Linked DNA regions of Homo sapiens: regions 1 and 2 are each linked to region 3. Evidence: chromatin loops called from intact Hi-C (ENCODE). Cell type or tissue: left ventricle myocardium inferior. All regions are shown on one strand. Links, peaks and the distances in the headings refer to the core of each region. The heading gives the core; the rest is flanking DNA.

Region 1 (6,171 bases), core at 12-5,011, 330 kb after region 3:
CCTCCTTCACCTGTGAGATGGGGAATACGACTGCGCCCCCTTGGCTTTTAGGATGAAGTCCAAATCCTCAAGGCCCTCTGCCCGCTTCTGCAGCACACCTCTCCCCTCTGACTGCCTGGTCATTCTGGTCTTTTTCCCGTTTCCCCATCTATCATTCTTTCTGCCTCTGGGCTTTTGTACTTATGGCCTCTCGGCTCCAAATGCTCTTCATTTTCCATTTTTCTTGGCCTGGTTACCTTCCCTCATCCTGCAGACCTCAGTTCAGACATCACTCCCTACAGACCACGTTGGGTTCCTCTGTTACACGTGCTGCTTTCATGGCCTATGTGTGTCTGCTGGGAAAGTTACTTCCTCATCTGTAAAATGGAGACAGTAAGAGTCCTCCTCCTATGACTGTTGGGAGGATCACATGGGCTGATGCAGCTCAAGTGCTCAGAATGGTGCCTGGTACATAACAGGTGCCCAAGATCTATAGGTGGTTGCTTGTTTCACTCACCATCGGACACCCCCAACGAAGTTGGTGCTGGGTAAGTATAGCTGAGGGAGGGGACTGATGGGAGCTGCTGTGAGTCTTAGATAAATCTTGCCAAGGATTTGCCCTATCATTTAGTACCCTCCCTGGAGGTCTGTGCTGCCTCCCTCATCAGATTGGAATCATTCAAAGGGTAGAGCTCTCCCCTCCTATTCCTTCGTCATCCTTTTCTGTCTTTGCTCCCTGTACCATGCCTCTGTCTACTCCTCATCCTGTCCTGCTGGCCCCAAGACAGCCTCTCTCTCCAGGTCCCCCAAGGCTGGGCCCCTCTCTAGGACCCCCACATGGGGATGAGGCTGCCACCTGGGAGCTGACCTGTGCTGCCTGGCAGGAGCTGGGATTGGATTAGGCTGATTGGGTTATGGGGCTATGATTCCGCTGATGGTCCTAAATGAGATCAGGCACTGAGCCGGCTCTCTGGCCCTGCCACCCGCCAGCTTGGCTTGCTCCTGGTGACAGAGGGGAGGAGGCGCTCTTCTCCGTTTTTATTTCATTTTTTTAAGCTGAAATCATAAGTGGCAGGAGACCTGGCAGCTGGCAAGGCGCTCAACTGAGCTGCAAATGCAATTGGGAGGCGCCAGGCTATGGGGCTGGGGAGGAGTAGCCGGATGGGACCTGGGGGCGGCTCTGGCCACAGCCTTCAGGCAGAGGAGTGGCTGTGAAGACAGCGCCTCTTGTGGCTGCTGATGCAGGGATGTGAACACCCAGTAGCCAACTGGTGGACCTCAGTATCCCCATCCAAGAAAGGGGTTGTCCCTGTTACTGGAGGACAAGGAGACCTGAGAGGTTTGAGGAATAGGCATGGAAGACTCTGAAACATGGGTGGTGTGAAGGGCCCAGGCTTGGGAGTTTATCCTAGATTTGCCCTGACTTACTTGCTCTATGACCTTATGCAACTCCCTTCCCTCCTCCAGGCCTCAGTGTCTCCATCTGTATAAGGAAGATCCCCTGCAGGTGAAGCAGTTGGGGCTCTTATTGTGGTGACCTGCTACGAGGCACTGCCATGACTGCAGAGGGGCCCAGGAGGTAGCAAGTCTCCATAGATGTGGTGAAGGGAGAAGCTCTGCCAACTGCAGTGGCCGCTGGGCAGGAGTGTTCTTGCCCATCCTTGCCCCAGGCCTGGGCAGTCCCTCTGGGCTTAAAGTTTGGACTAGATCTCCTCAGTCAGATTGTATTGGTAGGAGGGGGGTTACAGAATTTGGACTAGATCTCCTCAGTCAGATTGTATTGGTAGGAGGGGGGTTACAGATTTTGGACTTTATCCTAAAACTATGGGAAAACAATGAAGTTCTTCAGAGGAGCTGGGCAGGTGACATCATAGCCTTTGTAATTTTTAAAGGTCATAAGAGCCAACAGGGGACAAGGAGAGAAGCTGCACAAGTCCCTGGGTGCCATCCTTATTATGCTCTGTGTAAGTAGCAAAACTATAGGATTGTGCAGTGCCCAACCTGTGCAGCTATATGCAACAACCCTGCCTGAACTAGGGAAATGGCAGTGGAAATAGAGAAGAAATGACAGATCTAAGAATCATACTCTGAGCTGCGAGGGTGCAGGTATGGCCCTTGGAGCTACTGGGCTCAGCTGTCCTGGGACATATCTCTCTACTCTGAGGGTAAAGGTGGGAACATGACCCAGTTGGAAGAAATCTTCCCAAGAATTTCCTTCCAGAGCAACAGACCTCCCAGGATGAGGGAGATCCAGAAGGGGGCAGTGTGAGGCCCCAACACCTGACCCCTCTTCCTGGGGACCTTGCAAACAGAGGCTAGAAGGCACTGAGGGGCTCTAGGGATTGCCTCATTTTATAGGCAGGAACACTGAGGCCCAGAGAGGAGACATTTTAGGTGGCCTGGAAACAGTATGAATTTTGGAGTCAAATAGATCAGGATTCACATCTTACTAGCTGTGCAGTCTCAGGCAGATGGCTCAGCCTCTCTGAGCTTCAGCTTCCTCCTCAGTAAAATGGGGGTGACAATTGTTGCTGTAGGTTGCCTGAGGAGTTAGCTGAAACTAACTTCATTCTTCCAGGCTGGGTTCTGTCGCTGAAGAAGTGAAGAAGGGCAAGGCCTCCTCCCCACATTAGGGTCTGGGATCAGAGGGAGTGCATGAAGCCGCTTGAGGCTGGCGCGGTAGTGGTGCCAGCGGCACCTTCAGGGACAGGAAGGGGCGGTGATGAGGCTGAGCTGGGGCGCAGCCACTCCGCCACGGCACAGAATGTCCCTCCACTGCCACCTGCTGGGCATCGGACTCAGCCTGATTATGCAAGGCTGGTGGCTTCTAGGGCCCTTGTCTTGCCTAGGTTGGGTTGTGCCACTGATTAAACCCACCCTGGGTCCACTGACCATGAGGCCCTTTCTTGCTGGCACTCAGAATCTGCCTGCCAACTGTTTTCCCACAGGGCTCTGGGGAGGCTGGGGTTCCAGGAGTCTCCCGGACCCTACTGTCTGATCCCCGGGTACTGTGATCTCCAGCCCCAGAGAAGTGGGACAGATTGGCCTTCCATAGGGAGAGAGTGAAGTGGGGAAGGGAGACCCTGGGGCAAGCATGGACCCCGGAGGGAGGCGGGGACTCCCGTCATGTGGAGAGCTCTAAGCACAATAGGTGGGCCCGCGGACGTGTTGGACCTCTCCGCGTTGGTCAAGAAGGGCCAGAGTGACCTCAGACCCGTCACACAACAAAAGCGGGTAGGACAGTGTCTCCGGATTTTGGGCCCAAAAGCCCCCACATGGCGTGCACACAGCAGGTGCGCCAGCTGCGGGAGCAGATGAGTGAGAGGTATAGGCAGCCGAATGTCCCCGCCAGCCCAACCGCCAGGAACTCTCACCAATCACGTAGTCGCCGAAGCCCACGGTGCTGAGGGTGATGAAGGCGAAGTAGAAGCCCTCTGTGTAGCTCCAGCCCTCCATGTGGGAGAAGAGCAGCGGTGGCAGCAGCAGGAAGAGCAGGAGGCCCGAGAGGAGGGCGCCAGAGCCCGCCAGCCACCGCGCCTTGTCAGGATCCTGTGGGTGCAACATTGTCCCCAGGCCTCCTGAGGCCTTCACCCCATGCGTGGGAGCCGAGGGAGCTGGAGGCAGGCCAGAGCTGTCCCCAGTAAGAAGGGGGCTCTTCACCTGGTCTGTGTTCTCCAGGTTCCCTGCCTGGAGCCTGTGCCTCATGTCCTTCCTGTCTGCCCAGTCCCACCCCATCTCCACCATTAATGCCCTTTTTCACTAAGGACCCTATTCTGAGCAGTGACCCCCAATCCCAACACAACCTCACCAGTAACACTTGCTCCCACCTCTTGTCATTAGTAACCCCAATTCCCACCACAGCCCCTCATTCTAGAAGTGACCCATCCCCACCCCGTCCAGCAGCCCCCTCACCTGCCAGGTGCCCCCCAGCCTGCTGGCCCAGTGGTTTACTCCCTGCTGCATGAGATGCCCCAGTCGGTTGAGCACCACGAGGTTGAGTGGGATCCCCACAAGGGCAAAGAAGATGCAGAAGAGGCGGGCAGCCATCGTGTTGGGGCTCAGGTTGCCATAGCCTGAGGTGAGAGGGGGCACTCAGGGGACATTTCCAGCCCAGCCCTGTCCACTCACCACCACAGCCCCACTCCTGGGCCCAACCCCCAGGGCCCTCATTCTAACCCACTGTAGATGTGGGCAGCTGATACTTACCAAGGCCCTCCTTTTCTGTGCTGGGCACTGTGCAGGGCACCCTGTACATTCATTCCCTCAGTTCACCCTCGAAACCACCCTTCCAAATCAGAATTATGTGCCATATTTTACAGGCTGGAGAAGCTCTAGGAGGCTAAGCTGCATGCATGAGCTCAAACCCACCAAATGTGAGTCTCCTCTTCCTCTCTTCATGTCCTCCCTCTCTGGATGGGCAGATGGATGCTGGAGGGGGCAGAGCCTCCAGCTGTTGCACTCTTAGGATCTACTGCACCATTCAGGCTGAGGCCATGCTGTCTCCACACTGCTCCCAGCCATGCTTGGGCACAGTGGGGCACTGAAGCTGGCCATCCCTGCCCAGTGTGGCACTCCTCTTTCAACCTTTGCTCTGGGATCCCCATGGCCTGGCCCAGACTTTCTGACAGCTGCAATGCAGAGAGCAGCTCTTCCCACACCAGTCTCCTTCCTTCCCTCTCTCCTTTCATAGGTATCAGGCCTGCTTGCAGTCTGAGGCTTTTGACATTAATTCCTGCTCCTTCTCTTTTATCCTTCAAAGGCTCCCCTCAATATATCTCTTGCGCATCTAATTCTGTCTTGATATCTGATTCCTGGAGGACCCAAACTAGCACAACGGGGCTCCCTCATAAAGCTCAGTGGGAGGGAGGGACAGACAGTAAGTCATCAGCTGCCTAGGGGAGGAGGTAGAAGTTGGGGGGGTGGTCTCTGATCCTCAAGATAGGGAGAGGGGAAGCTAGGGGAGGAAAAGATGTTCATAAAAGATTCTATCCATCTGGACATTCTTTTCTCCTCCAGCTCTGCCTCCACCCTTCTTGATCACCACCACTGTCTTGTCTTATTAAAATGCAAAACTGATTAGATCATCATTGAGGTTATAACCCTTCTTCAGTCTCCTGTCTGCTGGGGAAAGTCCAAGCTCTTGCCCAGCCTTTCTCTGAGACTCGTCTGGTGCCCCCGCTTCCCCAGCTCTAGCCACATTGCTGGCCTGCAGAACTCTCCAGGTCCACTCGTGCCTCTGCACCTTTGACCACAATGCTTCCTCTATGAAGAGAGTCTCTCCTCTTTACCCACATAAATATAAATGACCCTTCCAGTCCTCGACTCTCCAGTGCAGCTGCTCCTCATCCAGGGCCCCCTCCAGCACTCTCCCTTGCACTGTGTGAGAAAGATTTGTTTCCATGTCTGCCTCTTCCAAGTATATCAAGTATATGCTCTGAGCCCCTCAAGAGCAGGGACTGGGTCTTTTTTTTTTTTTTTTGAGACGTAGTTTCGCTCTCTTGCCCAGGCTGGAGTGCACTGGCACAATCTTGGCTCACTGCAAACTCCGCCTCCTGGGTTCAAGCTATTCTCCTGCCTCAGCCTCCCGAGTAGCTGGGATTACAGGCATGTGCCACCACGCCCAGCTAATTTTTGTATTTTTAGTAGAGACGGGGTTTTGCCATGTTGGCCAGGCTGGTCTCGAGCTCCTGACCTCAGGCGATCTGCCCGCCTTGGCCTACCAAAGTGCTGGGATTACAGGCGTGAGCCACCGCACCCGGCCTGGGACTGGTTCTTAATCACCATATTCTCAGCAACTGGCAAAGGATCTGACCCTTAATAGGTGCTCTTCACTACATATGTGTTGAATGCATAAAGAATGAGTGAATGAATGAATGAGGAAATACAAAAGTGAATGTGTAAGTAAATGAACAAATGCCTCTCATTTTGCCTCCTAGCACTGCCTAACATTCTTGCTTGCCCAGATGGGGTCACTGTGCCCACACACCCTAAACTCGTCTGTACTATATTGAAACCAATGTTTACATCCACCCCCACCTTACTGAGGGGTCCCAAGAGAGGTCAAACTATGTACAAGTACAGAGCATGTGCTTTGGAGTCTGCTGCACCTCCTAGGTTTGGATCCCAGCTCAGCTCCTTGCAGGCTGTGGGACCTTGGGCAAGTGGCTCGATCTTTCTTTCTTTGTTTTTTTT
Region 2 (5,000 bases), core at 1-5,000, 100 kb before region 3:
GTGGGGTCTGGATGGCTAGCTTGTTTATTGTCACTTCACTTATTGGGGAATGGAGACTAGAGGTTGCAGGATTCCCCCATAATCACCATCAGCTGAGAAGAGGGGACAAAAATTTATAAGATTTTCTGGTGCCAAATCCACTGCTCCTGCCAGTATACCTCACTGCCTGTATGACCAACATGGACTGTAATGGAGGCTTAGACTCCCTAAGTCACCCAGGCTGGAGTGCAGTCTAAGCCTCCCTTAGATAATGGTATTTTGGAAATTCCTAGACAAGTACTCAAGAAAGCATCAGCAAAGCCCTAGAGAATAAAGAGAAATCATAAGGGGTCAGATGTTGGGAACAGGGCAATCTATGCATTAAAGACATTGCAAGCAAGGATTGGAGTCAGTGTACTCAAACCTACTGCTTATAAGAAAGGCTCAGAACACTGCCCTGATGGACTTTTGCAGCCATTGTTGGATGAAGTCATGCAGGGTTATGGCTATTTCCCCAATTTAAATAAAATATCCGTTCTTTAATTTCATGGGGTTGGGACTACAAATTATCATTTTTAAGGTTAATGCAAATGCCACTGTGAGAAGCAAAGATTCATGTGATAAAGTAATGAGGTCGTACTTTGGAGCAGTAGACTGGGGCAGGATTGTAGAACACATTGAATGCTAACGAACTTTGGGTACAATATAGATTCAGTGGTGATTGTATTAGTCTGTTCTCACACTGTTAATAAAGACAATTTATAAAGGAAAGAGGTTTGATGAACTCACAGTTCCACATGGCTGGGGAGGCCTCACAATCATGCTGGGAGGTGAATGAGGAGCAAAGTCACGTCTTTACATGGCGGCAGGCAAGAGAGCATGTGCAAGGGAACTCCCGTTTACAAAACCATCAGATCTTGTGAGACTTATTCACTATCATAAGAACAGCAGGGAAAGACTTGCCCCCATGATACAATTACCTCTCACTGGGTCCCTCCCACGACACGTGGGAGTTATGGGAGCTACGATTCCAGATGAGATTTGGGTAGGGACACAGCCAAACCATATCAGTGATATTCTGGAGAAAGTACTAGAGAATACAAGCCTGATTAGGAGAGTAATAAATGGTTCTCTGGGGATGAAGTGATAAGTACTATGCACATCCCAGCTAGCTGATAAATGTTTGTTGACTGAATGAGTAAATTTATTTTAAACTATGCCACCTTAGGTTGATGAAGATGAACCCCTGTTCCTCAGCTTAATCAATGACCTGTTCCCAGGACTGCAACTGGATAGTAATACTTATGCAGAACTGCAAAACGCAGTAGCCCATCAGGTTCAGATAGAGGGTTTGATTAACCATCCACCCTGGAACCTGAAACTCGTGCAGGTAAAGACATTTTAATCTATTATTAGTATAATGATAAGTATGTGTTAAACATTCCTGTCTGAATAGAAAAACTCATAGTTAGTCTTACTTGATGTAAATGTTAAATGAAAACATCATATATACATCATTGCAAAAAGAATACTTGGAAGGATGTGGTGGTCCTAGGAAGATAGTATGGATTTACCCTGCCTCACAGTAATCAAGCAGTAATTTACTGCAGTTTTTACTTATACCTGGTGACAATGTTGGGCGGAAATAGTAGGTTATAAAAACTCTAGGGGAACGGAACAACGCAGATGTCTTCTTGTGCCAATCTGATAGTACTGGCTGCAGCTGGGTGCCTCAGTGGAGTGCAGAGCCTGAGGAATCTGGGAGTGCTATTTTGCTCCTGCTTTGTGTGTGGACATGTTATATCCTTCACCTACACTAAAACCTGAATCTTTTGACTGCATATGTTGGTGTCTTTCTGTTCATCACATTTCATCCTTGTGACAACCATCTAACCACTTGATTGGATTACCAGTAGAATCAAGAACTTGTAGCAGAGACACAGGATTAAATCTCTATGAGCTTGATGCTTTGGGAATATTTTCCAGAGCTTTTGGAAAATTAAGGAGCTGAAATTGTGGACATTGTTGAAAACTGCATTTGAAATATTAATATAACGATTCTTATTTTAACTTACTGTTCTTGCCAGATTATAAGATGTGCAAGTATCTGAGATACATCCAAATCTTACAAAGAAATATGTGCATGGGGGAAAAGTCTTTTTCATCATTCATGTACTGGAAACCATTTTAAGAGTTTAAAAAATTTCTGGGAAAACATGATTTTATATATGATATGCATACAGTATACTGAGTTTTAAAATTCTTGCCATCTCAATGGGTGGCGACTAGAATTTTGGGTTCTTTGTTGATGTCAATAACATTGCTCTTGAACATGTCAGGAACAGTGCCTCTGTTGCTTTTAAACTATAGTTTACAATGGTAATACATTTCTGTCCAAAATGTTAGGAGAATAACTCACTCTCCCTCTGATCAGCTGTCAGACCTTTGACTTCTTAATTTTTTTAATGAGAAAACTGCAGACGGGATGTTATAGCAGCGGCTGTCCATGATCCTAGCATGTCTCCTCGAATCTCTTGTACCATTTCCACGTGCCCCTGCCCAGCTTCTGTGTGTTTTCGCTTCTAATAGCAAAAGGAGGCCTGGAGCCATTTTGTTGGCAGGCACAAAGAGTAGGTGCTGCACGGGAGTTTATTTCCCATCCACCCCCAAACAAACGTCTCTAAGAGTTGATGGAGTAGGAAAGTCAAGCTTGCCTGGTTCCAGGTGGAGCAATCTTTGAGGTGTAAGTTACACTCCAGTCTCCCGAGGGATCAGGCTCAAGTCTGTCCTCTACAGGGCTTTGTCCTCAATCACACCTTGCTTGGCTTCTTCCCATTCCTGTCCTGCTTTCCTCTTCTCTTACTGGTTTCTCCTGGGAGCACTACCTGAATAAATCACTTGCACAGGAATCCTCATTCATGATGTACTTCTGGGGAATTAGAAGGCCCCTTTGAAACGGATCTTCACTGTGATGCTCTGCGTTGCTGCTTTCCACCACTAAGGGGCGATATCATCACATTGGATGCCGAGAAAGTTTGCGCATGGAACAACTGCTGGTTATAGACCAACAAGCCAAAATCACAGGGAATCATCACGCAAGAAGCAAAAACTAGATGCTGAGTTAATTATTTCCAAAATGTAATTCAAGCTCCACATTGTTATTACTTTAGCACATATCGTTTTATAACGTGGTGCTCATTTGCTATGCACATCTAGTAAAACAACATTTTTTACAACTTAAAAATAGTGAACTAGTTACGTTAATGAAGAGCTTATTAAAGCCTTTAATCTTCAAGTAGCTACTATGAATGTCAGCAAGAGACTCATAAATTACATATTTTAATTTACTGGTTAATTGTGTAGTTATATGAGACGTCTTTGGTACGGCATGGCTTGATGACTCTTGGGCCCAGTGGTTCTGGAAAGACAACCGTTATCACGATTCTAATGAAGGCGCAAACAGAATGCGGAAGGCCTCATAGAGAAATGCGAATGAATCCAAAAGCCATTACTGCACCTCAGATGTTTGGCAGACTGGACACTGCTACCAATGACTGGACAGATGGGATTTTTTCTACTCTGTGGAGAAAAACATTAAAAGCTAAAAAAGGTATACACAAACCTCCTTTGTGATCATTTTTTCCCTGCTAGCGTATTAACACAGTATTTTTTTGATTTTTCCATTTTAATTACTTGCAAGTGAAAAGTGATTTTCTGTTTTAATTATTTTCAGGTGAAAACATTTTCCTCATTTTAGATGGTCCTGTGGATGCCATCTGGATTGAGAACTTAAATTCCGTTTTGGATGACAATAAAACTCTGACGTTAGCTAATGGAGATCGCATTCCCATGGCCCCTAGTTGTAAGCTTCTGTTTGAAGTCCACAATATCGAGAACGCCTCTCCTGCCACGGTTTCTAGGATGGGCATGGTCTATATCAGCAGCTCTGCTCTCAGCTGGAGGCCAATCTTACAGGTGGGGCAGAGAGATGGGAAGAAGAACCCTCAGAGTCTCTCCACGTTTCACTTTCTCAATAAACACAGATTCTGTTTCTTTGTTGCAGGCATGGTTGAAGAAACGCACTGCACAGGAAGCTGCTGTATTCCTGACACTGTATGAGAAAGTCTTTGAAGATACATACACATATATGAAGCTAAATCTCAATCCCAAAATGCAGCTCTTGGAGTGCAACTATATTGTGCAAGTAAGATTTTTTTTTGTACATTTACTACTTCGATTTTGATTTTTTTTTCACTCAGTTGCAGTTTACAGCCATCTGAAATAGAAAGTTCAGACAGTCCATAAAAATCATTTGATGATGTGGCTGTAAAAGCTCTGATAATTTTGATTTCTATTAAAGATCTTCTTAATGATCTTACTGTTTTCTCTATTATTTTCACTTCCCAGAGGGATGTTGTCAGAGGAAGGGGAATGAACTATCTTTCCCATTGTCAGGTTTAGTGACCTGTCCCATAAAGTGTGTATAATAATGACAGTCAATAAAATATAGTAATTAATTAAATTTTAAAATAAATAAAAAATAACACATACACCTACACACACACACACACACACACACACACACACACACACACACCCCTGCACTCCAGCTGGGGCGACAGAGTGAGACCCTGTCTCAAAATAAATAAATAAGTAAATAAAAATAAATAAAGTTGGTAGCTTCGTGGGAAAGAACAGAAAGGGGCCTGTTGCAATCAAGAAAACTTGGGAGGCAATTTTGGCTTTGGAAATTTAGCATATAACAGGTAAGGAAAATCTTTAAATAAAAATTATCTGACAAGTAGTTGTAGCATTGTTTTTTCCCTTTCTTCCTTCCTTTCCTCTTTCTTTCCCTTTTTCTTTTCTTTTCTTTCTTTCTTTCTTTCTTTCTTTCTTTTTCTTTCTTTCTTTCTTTCTTTCTTTCTCTTTCTCCTTCCTTCCTTCCTCCTTCTCTCTTTCTTTCTTTCTCTTTCTCCTTCCTTCCTTCCTCCTTCTCTCTTTCTTTCTTTCTCTCTCTCTTT
Region 3 (5,000 bases), core at 1-5,000:
GGAATAAACAGAAAATTAAATCTTTACAGAAGCGTCTGCTAAAACGCCGAAAAGGATTCTAACCAAAACTTACAGCAAAACTAAAAAATCCTTTTTCCCTACAAATACCTGTGATAGCATTGTAGTTGCCTCTCCCACCATTGATCTTGTTCCTCATTGTCTCCAAAGAATCTCAAACTCTCTAAAAGCCCACCATACGTGCCTTTTTCTCTCCCTTCCTGACCCCCAACCCACGCTTTTCCGGGTGGTGCCTCCAGGTCTCTGCTCCATGCATTTCTCTGATCCACACAACCAAAGGCCAGGCCTGTTTGAACAGCAAAGATTTTTTTTTTTTTTTAGAAACAATAGAAGGAGGCTATAATCATTCAGAAATTAATTTTTCATTCTAATCCTGCTGTAAGAGTTGTGTTTCATCATAGTGAACTTTCTCCTATGTTACAGAATGTAGAACTATCTCAATGGGGCAAGGACAAGAAGTACATGCTCGAAAGCTGATTCAGATGTCAATGCAGCAGGTATGTGACAAGAGACTGCTCCTGCTGCAACATTATTGCTAGAAACCCCACAATCATGGATGTTACCACATTCTTCTCGTGATGCTCAATCCTGGTTTTTCCATTTTTGTTTATCATTACCTGTGAATTTTAAACCTCAGTCTAGTTTCCTCCTGATATTCGCATGGAAAGCTTATTCCATTTTCTATAGTATATGCTCCATTTTACCTTCACCAATTTTTTGTTCGTTTTATGATTTGGGAGACACACCTTCTGATTTCTAAGAATGCATCTCTAGCAGTCTTGGAATTTCATGATCAATATGAATAGGTAGTACTTAAGGAGTGACAGATTGAGACAGTTAAATTTCCATTTTCAGTTAAAGGCAGACTTTCATTTTTCATTAACGGATCATTTCAGGCAAAGAAGGAATATTTAAGGATGCTATGTTTAAATACTGATAATGGTTTTCACTAATAATTGCAAGCTGAATGGAGTGTTGAGAGAGATTTCCCATCACACCTAATAAATACACAGGACATTAATTTTCTAGAAATGCTCTGTAGATAGCCATTTCAGCTGTAATAAGAAATTATACCATTTATAAAAATAAAATAAGATATTGGTTTATTTTTAAGCTTTTGATCTCAGAATGTCTGTACAAACTTTGGTGCAGCTTTTCCCTGGGAATTAATGACTAGAGAGGGTTAATGGGCTAAAACTCTGTTGGGTCATCAACTTTTCCAGCTAGTCATTAATTCTCAAATGCCCTAAGCCTCAATCTTTATCACTTAATTAAATTCAATAATTTATTTAATTTATACATGTATATCTCAAAGCAATTATACATAATTATTTTTACTCGGATCAAATGTTTCACTCTATTGAGTGATTTGACAGTTTAACTTTGGGCCTTAAATAATTTCTTTAGTTTCTGTGGGTGCAAAACTTTAATTTAAATACGGTGTTCATGTTAACTGTCTTTGGAATACTAGCCTTTATAACTTCCATGGTCTGTTTGTCAAAGTGGGGTAAGTATTGATTATATGGCATAATCAGAAAAGAAAACCAGACATGAGCAGGTGCAGCCATGTTGCCGCCTTGAGGGACACCATGTTTAGCATAAAGCTGGCATTGTGGAACACAGAGTGGGGAACCAGAAAGTAAGTGGGTCCATGATGACACAAACTAATCCTGAATGCTGTTTTCCTCTGAAACCCCAGTTGTATAGACGGCACATCCCCTTTACTAGTTAAGCCGGTGTGAGTTGTATTTTCGCTTACAGTTGAGACATGGTATATATGCCTTGCCATATATTTATCATGCTCACTATTTTGTAGTTTTATGTAGTTCAAGATAGCTGATTCCTGTATAAAGGTATTAAAATGTCTAGTAAAGAAACTATGTTCTCACAGGGCAGTGATGGTTTTGTGACATATTGTTTAAGGTAGTTTGTTTAATCAAGTATTTATTTAGAAAGTGCTTAATAAGTTATGTGGTTTCAGGAAAGTGTGGAGAGTGATGATAAAGAATAAAGCTTAGCATTATGGTAGTAAATGTCACCAAACGTATTGTCTCCAGCTTTCATGAGATCATGTGTATCTTTCTTTGTAACTATGAATAACTGTGAACCAGTCTTCTGGGTTTTGGGGGTGAGTCAGTTCTGATTTACCTTAGGCAGGACAACTTGTTACTGATTCCAAAATACCCGTTCCCACCATTAGATGGTGCACACACTGTACTTACACAAGTCTGCCTTCAAGTTTTAATTTCTGTTCCTTTCTGAACCAGGGGTGGCAGAATACAATCATTTTGAACCCACTTGATTCTAAGTAATTAGCTTGTACCAATTACTTGTACCATAGCAGGAGAAATGATTGTATTGACATATAATTTTTAAAAATGTGTTCAAAACAGAGTATTCACATGGTTTTTAAAAAAAGTGCACATTTTGTTTTATTAAAATCATAGCAAAAAGGTTACAAGAAATAAATATGAACTTATTTTTGGATACAGGGTGGTTGGGTATTACTACAAAATTGCCACCTTGGCCTGGAATTCATGGAAGAATTACTAGAGACGCTAATTACCACTGAAGCCAGTGATGATTCTTTCCGAGTATGGATAACTACGGAGCCCCATGATCGATTTCCAATTACATTGCTTCAGGTTTGTTACTAAACGTCTTTTCATCGAGAGTCATAGTAATAAAGATGACATCATTGACATTGTTGAAAGATGGGAACACAACAGGGCTTTTTGGTCCTGTAGGGTCTGGACTGCAAGATCTTATACTATAATACTATAATCATCAAAATCTTGACATCAAGGTTAGACTGTAGTAAATATTTCCATAGAAGAGCTCTAAGACTTAGTACTAATTTATTGAGTTTCAGCTCTGATCAATGTACTTAGTTTATACAATGCTGAACTTTGCCCCCACTTTATGTACCATAAGCATATTGTTTTCTGATATACAGGTTGAGCATCCTAAATCTGAAAATCGAAACCCGAAATGCTCCAAAATCTGAAACATTCTCAATGCCAATAGAATGCTCAAAGGCAATGCTCATATAACAATTTAATGCTAATATTCCAAAATCTGAAATTCAAAACACTTCCAGTCCCAAGCATTTCAGATAAAGGATATTCAGCCTAATATTGTAATTTCTATTTTATTCTTTATAGTAATTTATAGAAACAAAAGCACTGTTTTCTTTTCATGACAGACCTCTCTCAAATTCACTAATGAGCCACCCCAAGGTGTACGCGCAGGTTTGAAAAGAACATTTGCTGGAATTAATCAAGACCTTCTGGACATCAGTAATTTACCCATGTGGAAGCCGATGCTTTACACAGTAGCATTTTTACACTCCACTGTGCAGGTAACTGCAGAAAGCAGTTTTCACATTTAGGAGATGGCCAGTGGTGTGCTGAGGCCCCATTGGAGAGGCTTCCAGGAGGGTGCTATCCGTTGCCGCTCTGTCTCCTTACTCTCTTTTCCTTCATAGCACTTTCCCCACCTGGTATAGTGTATATTTGTTTATGTATTTTGTGTGTGCCCCCTGCCCCAACCCCCAACCCTGACTATTGGAATGTAAGATTCTCCAGGGTGAAGACTGTCTTTTCGTAACTGCTGACTCTCCTACTGTCACAACAGCACGCAGGGGATTGTCAGAGCTCAATAAATATTTGTAGAATGAGCTAATGGATTATAAAGATAGGAGCTTGGTTTTGAAAGTGCCTGTGCTGGCCAAGAATTTTATGTGCACCATCTCCTGTAATACTAACAACCACATTTCAAGATAGGATTATCACCATCCCAAAGATGTTAAGTACTCTTCAAATGTGGTTGCTAGGATTGGCTGAACTAGGATTGGCTGGCTCTGATTTATGTATTGTTTTGACTCTATTTATTACCTGATAGTAAAAGTGGTGGTGATGTTGGAGGAGGAGGAGGAACAGCAGCTCCCTGTCTTTCTCAAGTCATTTGCTGTTTGCTTTTACAGTCTTAGTACTGACGCAGTAATTTAATAATTTTATGATTACCAAGCAACTTGTCTGTTACGATTTTTTAAATTATTGTTAGTGTTTTGTTCTGCATCTGAATTTTATATTTTGTTCTGTAATTCAAAAGCTATACATTTTCAATGCACTGGATCCATTCCTTGATTTCACAGAGAATTGAAGAGATTCCTTTAAGCCCTACCTGGAGTTCTTTCTTTCCTGGGGTTGGGGTGAAGGACAAAATAAATCAGTTGGTCTATCCCAGGAGTCAGGCTTTTAGCTGTGTACAGTGATGGGCAGAACTTCACATTACCTCTCCCTGCCCTGTCCAAAGATGGAGGGGAACTTAATGCTCATCCCAGAAAATACTGTGTGTATTTACCCCTAATTCATTATCCCTACCACTTTACTAGGTTCCTGGCTGCCCAGGAGAGGGATGTGGTGTTTGTCTGCCTCCCAACACTGAGAAAGTTAAAATCAGATTAAATGCTTTGCTGGTGGTTATCTTTACTAAGTTCCATTGTGGCCTTTGGATTGTCAATTACAGCTTTCAAGTCACAGAAGCCTATTTCATACATTCTTATCTGGGAATTGTTCGCTTTGCTAGACCTTATCACATCCTAATACAAATATTGCTTTAACTCTGCTATTTCATTCCCAATTCACAAATAATATTTTATGATTGTGTTCCCAGTAGTGATGATTCAACTCTTCCACTGTGCTTATCATGGAGAGCTGGTTGGGGGTATTTGCCATATGGTTAATGTGGCAACCTGTGTTTTTAGTGGCCATTATCCAAGTGCTAAAGGGAAGAAGAGCAACAGGACCATGGTCCAGCCATGGGGCTAAAGTGCCCTTGCACTTAACACCACATGTGTTTGGGTTAAAACGGAGGAAAAATATTTTCACTGCTAGGGCGGTGAAGTTACCAGTGGAGTGTCCAGGAATAAAAGGCTGAATATCTCTTAAAATCAAATAATAGAGGGCTAGAAATAACAC

The links. A loop is a pair of places that touch in the nucleus more often than their neighbours do. Peaks named below come from ENCODE experiments on the same cell type or tissue, not always from the same donor. Only the 100,000 strongest peaks of a DNase experiment are listed, where the experiment ranks them.
Region 1: it touches region 3 in a loop (3-fold over the local background); 81 of 110 quality-filtered maps call a loop at or near these places.
Region 2: it touches region 3 in a loop (2.4-fold over the local background); 2 of 110 quality-filtered maps call a loop at or near these places.

What each region holds. Positions count from the first base shown.
Region 1 is chr6:39,300,604-39,306,774 of GRCh38, forward strand. KCNK17 (potassium two pore domain channel subfamily K member 17) reads right to left here. Exons shown (of 5, transcript NM_031460.4): 3 at 3,892-4,052; 4 at 3,354-3,528. Among named protein-coding and RNA genes, the nearest start is that of KCNK17, 11 kb to the right of the region's middle. RefSeq lists silencers at 1,182-1,281, 3,275-3,434 and an enhancer at 2,422-2,721. In left ventricle myocardium inferior, for the core only: CTCF peaks have their summits at 1,224, 2,771 (motif pointing left) and 2,970; a DNase peak (open chromatin) is centred at 2,738; H3K4me3 peaks cover 329 bases; H3K27me3 peaks cover 1,629 bases.
Region 2 is chr6:38,869,194-38,874,193 of GRCh38, forward strand. It overlaps DNAH8 (dynein axonemal heavy chain 8), which reads left to right. Exons shown (of 93, transcript NM_001206927.2): 49 at 1,208-1,369; 50 at 3,343-3,589; 51 at 3,713-3,954; 52 at 4,043-4,183. Among named protein-coding and RNA genes, the nearest start is that of DNAH8-AS1, 81 kb to the right of the region's middle. In left ventricle myocardium inferior, for the core only: CTCF peaks have their summits at 2,960 and 3,164; no DNase peak of the experiment used is centred there; H3K27me3 peaks cover 2,127 bases.
Region 3 is chr6:38,971,151-38,976,150 of GRCh38, forward strand. DNAH8 (dynein axonemal heavy chain 8) reads left to right here. Exons shown (of 93, transcript NM_001206927.2): 83 at 442-515; 84 at 2,511-2,663; 85 at 3,224-3,379. Among named protein-coding and RNA genes, the nearest start is that of DNAH8-AS1, 21 kb to the left of the region's middle. In left ventricle myocardium inferior, for the core only: CTCF peaks have their summits at 2,237 and 2,452; no DNase peak of the experiment used is centred there; H3K27ac peaks cover 1,972 bases.